2 separate regions of the Homo sapiens genome follow, and region 1 is linked to region 2. A link is a contact called in ENCODE Hi-C data. All regions are on one chromosome and are shown on one strand. The core of a region is the stretch at or near the end of the contact, and the rest is flanking DNA. Distances in the headings are between cores, read along the strand shown. Region 1 overlaps APBB2 (amyloid beta precursor protein binding family B member 2). Region 2 holds the start of ARAP2 (ArfGAP with RhoGAP domain, ankyrin repeat and PH domain 2).

What was found. A loop is a pair of places that touch in the nucleus more often than their neighbours do. Pooled maps may share reads with other maps.
Region 1: a pooled map shows a loop between it and region 2 (3-fold over the local background). The contact joins the enhancer-like site here to the promoter of ARAP2 in region 2. A Hi-C loop is called at or near these places in 2 of 37 single-sample maps with no recorded cell type and 3 of 50 pooled maps.

The regions. Positions count from the first base shown.
Region 1 is chr4:40,989,212-40,992,439 of GRCh38, reverse strand. All of the region lies in intron 6 of APBB2 (amyloid beta precursor protein binding family B member 2), which reads left to right. It also overlaps the pseudogene RNA5SP160. Among named protein-coding and RNA genes, the nearest start is that of APBB2, 220 kb to the left of the region's middle. RefSeq lists a silencer at 1,258-1,327. Within about 2 kb of position 1,744, at least 9 of the 41 ENCODE cell types and tissues checked have a DNase peak (open chromatin) inside an H3K27ac peak, as active enhancers do.
Region 2 is chr4:36,243,024-36,246,264 of GRCh38, reverse strand. It overlaps ARAP2 (ArfGAP with RhoGAP domain, ankyrin repeat and PH domain 2), which reads left to right and starts at 1,751. Exons shown (of 33, transcript NM_015230.4): 1 at 1,751-2,086. LOC439933 (a long non-coding RNA gene) reads right to left here and starts at 2,149. Exons shown (of 5, transcript NR_122079.1): 1 at 2,054-2,149; 2 at 955-1,093. RefSeq lists a silencer at 1,376-1,955.

The DNA.
Region 1 (3,228 bases), core at 495-2,994, 4.7 Mb before region 2:
TTGGGAGGCTGAGGTGGGAGGATAGTTTGAGGCTAGGAGTTTGAGACCAGCATGGGCAACATAGAAAGACCCCCCCCCATCTCTACCAAAAATAAATAAATAAATAAAATTAGCTAAGTGTAGTGCCGTGCACCTTTAGTACCAGCTACTCGGGAGGCTGAGGCAGAGGATGTCACTTGGGCCCAGGTGGTCAAGGCTATAATTATGCCACTGGCTTCCAGCTTGTGCAACAGAGTGAGACCCTGTCTCTTAAAAACAAGCAACAAACAAAAAAGGCAGCTGCATTGATAATCAGTCAGGTAAAGCATCGTCATTTTCACTTTCAAAAAGTTGTTCTGAGTATTAAGTGTTAGCAAAGATGCTTTTCTCTCTGTAGTATTTTTAGCCTTAACAGTTTTCACTCTTAATTTCAGTGTGAGTGTGGTGTGTGTGGTGTCTGTGCGTGAGTGTGAGAGAGAGAGATGGGGAGGAGGAGGGAGAGTGAGAGCAGTGTTCTGATTGTAGAACACCCTCACAGGTAGAATTGTTATAACTTTCTAATTGCAGACCACTCTCATAGAAGATTCTTAAGGAAACCTCAGCCCACCTTCTGAAGGGATGAGACGAGTAGCATCTTCAAGTGAAATGCCCTCTGGGGTCTGAAGGTTCTAAAAAAAATCCTAGAAAACCAAGGAAGATGGTGAATTATGGAAGAACTACCCAGATGATTTTCAAAGCTGTAAATTAACAAGTGTGTCTGTTTTAGGAGGAGGGGGTGAAAAGTCTAGGGTGTGTGTGTGTGTTTTTCTTTCTTCTTTTCTCTGTTCACTTGCCAAAAACAAACAAAAATGACCTCACTTCAGACACAGGGATAAAAGCAGGAGGAAATTGCTATAGTTAGAACACTATAGGTTTTTTTTCCCCCTGTACTTTTTGGATACATATTTTTAAAAAAATAAATAGGATCACTTACTCTGGCCTAGCACAATTTCATCTAAAGTGTTTTGAAAGTTATAGTCTTAATTTTAGGGACAGAATAGGTTATCGTAAGGGGTGTGAGGGTTTTTAAATGCAAGGCATTTTCCAGGGGACTTTTAAAAATCAATACCAGGAAGCAAAATAAAAAATTTAAAAATCAAAACCCAGCAAGGCACGGTGGCTCACACCTGTAATCCTAGCACTTTGGGAGGCCAAGGCAGGCAGATTTCTTGAGCCCAGGAGTTCGAGACCAGCCTGGGCAAAATGGTGAGATCTCATTTCTACAAAAAAAAAAAAAAAAAAAAAAGCAAAACACACACACACACAACAAAATTAGCCATGCGTAGTGGCACACATCTGTAGTTCCAGCTACTCAGGAGGCTGAGACGAAAGTTGCAGTGAGCCAAGATTGCACCACTGCCCTGCAACCTGGGCAACAGAGTGAAACCTTGCCTCCAAAAAAAAAAAAAATGAAACTCAGTCCAAAATGACCAGAAATCTATGTAGTTAGCAGAGTAAATCTTACCCCTCCCTGCCCCCAACCCCCATTCAGGGTTTCCTTCCTTTCTTTTTCCTCCATTTGCCTCCATAGAGCATATCAACCCAATTTACACCTTCATGAGCTGTAACCTAGAGTCTTTGCTCTGCTTGGCAGAAGAGGAAGAGAAGATGCCACATACAGTTTGGAGTAGGATGATGACACAGTTTTTAAAATGATGGATGCAGTTTGGTATGAAATGAATCACTGTTTAATCTGTGTTACTTTGCTCATATGGACACACTTGGACTCAGCACCCACTTCCTGTGCAATGGCATATTTGGTCTGGGTTACGTTGGGGTGAAGCATTTCCCCCATGAGCTTGCCACAACTCCATCAAGAAGCCTTCTGGAAGTGCGAAAGGTTTGGAATGGTAGGCTGTGGAAATCCTGAGCTGTTTGCTGAGTTTCTCCCTGCCTTCCTCCCTTTCTCCTTTCTTGTGTGTGTGAAAAGCGGTTATGGCACAGTGTCTTTCATGAGAAATGATTGGCTTGGGATGAATCTCACCACTCCTTTCTGGCACTTTTGCAAAAAAGAACACTTTTTTTCACGGTAGACACCGGATACAACTGGAATATTCTTCTGATGTCCAACAACAGCTGGAGAGAGAAAGAGAGAGAGAGACAAGAGGGGAGGGGAGAAAGAGAGAGGGAGAGAGAAGAAAGAGAGAAAGCCTATAGCACCTGGTATTCTCATGGTGGTCTCCCATCCAAGTTCTAACTAGACCTGACCCTGCTTAGCTTCCCACATCAGATGAGATCTGGCAAGTTCAGGGTTTTATGGCCATAGACCCCTTCCACTTTAAAGCTGAGTAATTAATATTCCACTGTCTGTATATACCACGTTTTGCTTATTCAGTCATCTATGGATGGACACTTGGGTGGTTTCCACATTGTATCACTCCCGCTTTTGAGAACCCTTGTGGAGCAGCAACCCAGGTATCATTTAATAAAAGGCTCCTCTCTATAAGTTTTAGCGTTTTATATGTACTCTTTAGTTTTCTTCTTTTCTTTCCCAGTTGAGCAGACAGTTTATTGAAGATCTCTTTGAGGCCCAGAGTTGCTTTTCCTGAATACCCAGTGATTGTTATCTTGCTGCCATTGGATTAGGAAGTCTGGTTTGCAATATTTAATCTATGAATATGTTGTCTGCGACACTGCCCCTAAACAAACACATTCCCCTTCCGACGAGGCTCGGATGACACAGAGATCAGCTTAAAGCTTGGGACAGCGAGACCTGGACTCAGTAGGGGGCTGTATCAGTCTGTGCAGTGCATGCACCTCTGCACATCATGATAAATTGTTTATTGGAGTACAGTAGAGAATAAATAACCAAACAAGCAAATTAACAAAGCAAATAGGTAGCTAGTTTGGAAAACTGGCCACATCTGGGATGGATTTGGGAAAAAAAAAATGTAGTTTCTCCTTCTACTCAAGGGAAATTAAAAACTCTTGCATTTTATTGATTTCCTCTAAGCTCATCTGCACATTGTTTTTACAAAAGCTAAGTGGTGACATAAAGCCCATAATTTTGGGAGGCATAGATTTTTAGATGCAGAGATTTTGGTTTTGCTCCCAGGAAATGAACGTTTTCTGCAGAGGAGGCATCTACCTCTGGAAGCCATTTCTCATGTTCAATCTAGTGTGATCAGTGACCAGTTGAGGGGGAAAACGATTCTCTCTGAGCTTTGCTTGGCTTTTCCTTTTGCCACCAAGCCACTGAAAAGTATAGGA
Region 2 (3,241 bases), core at 502-3,001:
CTTCTGGAGGCCAACGCAGGCGAATCACTTGAGGCCATGAGTTTCAGACCACCCTGGCCAACATGGTGAAACCCTGCCTCTACTAAAAACACGAAAATTAGCTAGGCGTGGTGGTGCATGCCTGTAATCCCAGCTACTCAGGAGGCTGAGGCGGGAGAATGGCTTGAACCCAGGAGGCGGAGGCTGCAGTGAGCTGAGATCGCGCCACTGCTCTCCACGCTCCAGCCTGGGCGATACAGCGGGGCTCAGTCGAAAACAAAAACAAAAACAAAAAAGAGAGAGATAAAAAAAAAGAGAGAAGTATGTGAGAATTTGGAGAGGGAAAAGGGAAAAAGAACAAAAGAAACACACACACACAGAGAATGAAGCCAGAAAAGAGCCACATAAATAAAATTCCTCCTATAAATGCTATAGGAATCCAGAGAAAAAGTTCCCGTGGTTTGGAAAATGTCAATAAAACTTTCCTGGTGGAAATGAGGTCGGCTATGAGGTATTAAGTTCAAAAGGAACTGGATATTTGGTGTCTCTAGTAAGACAGAGCTGCTTCAGAGTCTCCCCAGGGAAAGACGGTGCTTTGGGCAGGTAGTTAGTGTGGGTGAAGGTGATGACTGAAGAATCCTAAGGGCCCAGGCTTGTGGGAAGCCTCTCTCTTTCCGCACTTCACCAATTATCTCATTTTCATAAGGTCTGCGCTTTCCTTAATTGCTTCACTTCCATCAACAGGAACAGGGGAAAGATAAATACATTTCACCTTTTAATGAAGAGAATTTCAGGTAGTCTGTGGGAGATGTTTATAAAAAAAAAAAAAAAAGCTGGTAGGGGGCAGTGTCTCACGCCTGTAATCCCAGCACTTTGGGAGGCCGAGGCAGGTGGATCACTTGAGGTCAGGAGTTTGAGACCAGCCTGGGCAACAAGGCGAAACTCCGTCTATACCAAAAATACAAAAAAAATTACCTTGGCTGATGGTGCGCGCCTGTAATCCCAGCTACCTGGGAGGCTGACGTGGGAGGATAGCTTGGACCCAGAGGCGGAGGCGCAATGAGCTGAGATTGCCTCACTACACTCCAGCCTGGGTGACAAAGTGAGACCCTGTCTAAAAAAAAAAAAAAAAAGTAGTTGGTCTGTGAACTCACTTGCAAATAACTGGATTTTACGGACGCTTAGATATTTGGAGGTCCACAAGGGTTCTTTGGGATCCCCTATTTTCCTTCGCTGCCTCCTTTGTCAGAGTCCAACTCAAAGGGGAAATGCCCCTCTGGGATCTAACCGCCACAGGTGCAAGAAGGAGCAAATTTACATAGAAGCAGCCTGGGGAAAATAGTGCCCTAGATGAGTCTTCAGTTTGGGAAACGCTGAGCTAACACTTTAAGTACTTGGAAGAGTAATACTAATAATCAGTCGTGGCGAGGTTCCGCCCATTTGACATTCAACCCCCCATGAGTGCGCACAGACAAACCCACTGGCCAGGAGGAGCCAACACAAGGTCCTGGGCATCTCCGTCCCGGGAAGGTGGGTAATGCCCCTGTCGCTCTGGGCTCCAGGGCGCGCCCCCGCAGCTTCCCCAGCGGGGTCTGACGCCTCCGGGCCGAGGTGCGCCAGGTGGCGAGGGTGCCAGGCGCGGCCAAGTCGCGGCGGTCTGAGTCAGTCACCCAACTATGCTGCGGAACCAGGGAGGCCGGCTGGGCCGCCCCCGCCGTTGAGCTCCGGCTTCCCCCGCGCGGGGCGCCTGCTCCCCGCCCCCGCGGGCGGAGAGGAAGCGGCGGCCGAGGCGAGGCGCGGGAGCACCTGAGCAAGGCGCGGGCGCCGGGCTCGGCGTTTCCGGAGCTGAGCGCGGGTCCGCGGCCCGCGCTCCCCGCCTCCAGGTGCGGCGGCCGCGACACGCCGGCCCCACTAACAGCGCCGCCCGCGCGGCCGCCGCCAGGCAGCAGAGGCGACTGCGGACAGCCGGCGGGGACCGGGAAAGAGGAGGCCTGGCGCCTCCGGCAGAGGGGCGAGGACCGAGCGCCCAAGGCTGGGAGAGACGCCGGCGCTGAGCTTCCCAGCGCCGCCTCACCTCGCTTTTCGAACTCCGCGACCCGAGCGCAAGGCGAGTACCCGGGGCCTCGGGAAGGCTGGGCCGGGATGGCCCACGCGGGGGTGGGAGGACCCTGTCTGGAGGGGCTGGGGCTTTTCGACACTTCACCGGGTAAATTTCCTCAGCGCAAAGTGCTCGGCTCTGGTGTCCGCCCCTTGGATTTCGCTCCCGCGTGTGGGCGTCTGAAAGGAAACCAGAAGCCGGTAAGTGATCCAAGAACTCCACTTCTGGGATTTGACCCGGGAGGGTGAGGATCCGGATAGACAGCTGGACACTCCCTCCATTCCTCTCCCCTACCTTTAAATAAGAAGAAGCTGTAGTGAGTTTCAGGCACCAAGTTATTTACTCGGTAGAGATCATGAATTTGCCCGGGTGTCTGTGCTGCCCCGCACCCTGCTTGTTAACCACGTTAAGACGACTGGCCTGTTAATTAACTTTAATTACGATCATTTGGCTTCCACCTGCCTGAACCCGATACCTTACACGGGAACCTGTATGATGTGAGTTTACCAGATTGATCTTTCTTGTTTACTTTTGGAGACAGTTCTCTTGGGAGAAGTGGTGTCCATCCTATTTAATAAAGTAAGTTTTACTTTATCTAATTCTGGCTTGTTTTCTTAAACACCTCCTACCTTGAGGTGATCTGGAGTTATTTTGATTTGGGGAAAGGGTTCGTGGATTATATAGCCTTTGATAATTAGAGGAAAACACAAGAAAATAAGCTAATTTGTGTGGAATAATGACATCTTAGGGTGTTGTAAGTAGGTATCCTGATAGCAAATTCTTTTTTTTTTTTTTTTTTTTTTTGCAAGCTTGTCCTTGAAGTAGGCTGTTCAGTAGAATACAGCCTTCGGTTTAAAAAAAATCAAGAAGTGTATTGAAAATAAGCTATTTTTAAAAGTACATTTAATAGGATGTCATTGTTATTACTCATAATAGTATTGTACTTACAAGCTCAGTATTGATTTATCTGCACTTAAGCACTCTACACCCCCACAGGCCCATGGAACTTTGCCCGTAAGTAATTGGAAGATAAAAAGCAAGCTAACTTTTTTTAAGGAAAAAAAGAGAAATACCTTTAAACTCTTTTTTTTTTAACTCTTATTTATGACTTCCATACACTTACAGGAGAAATATTGAGAGAAAATACTCATGACATTTTTTGTC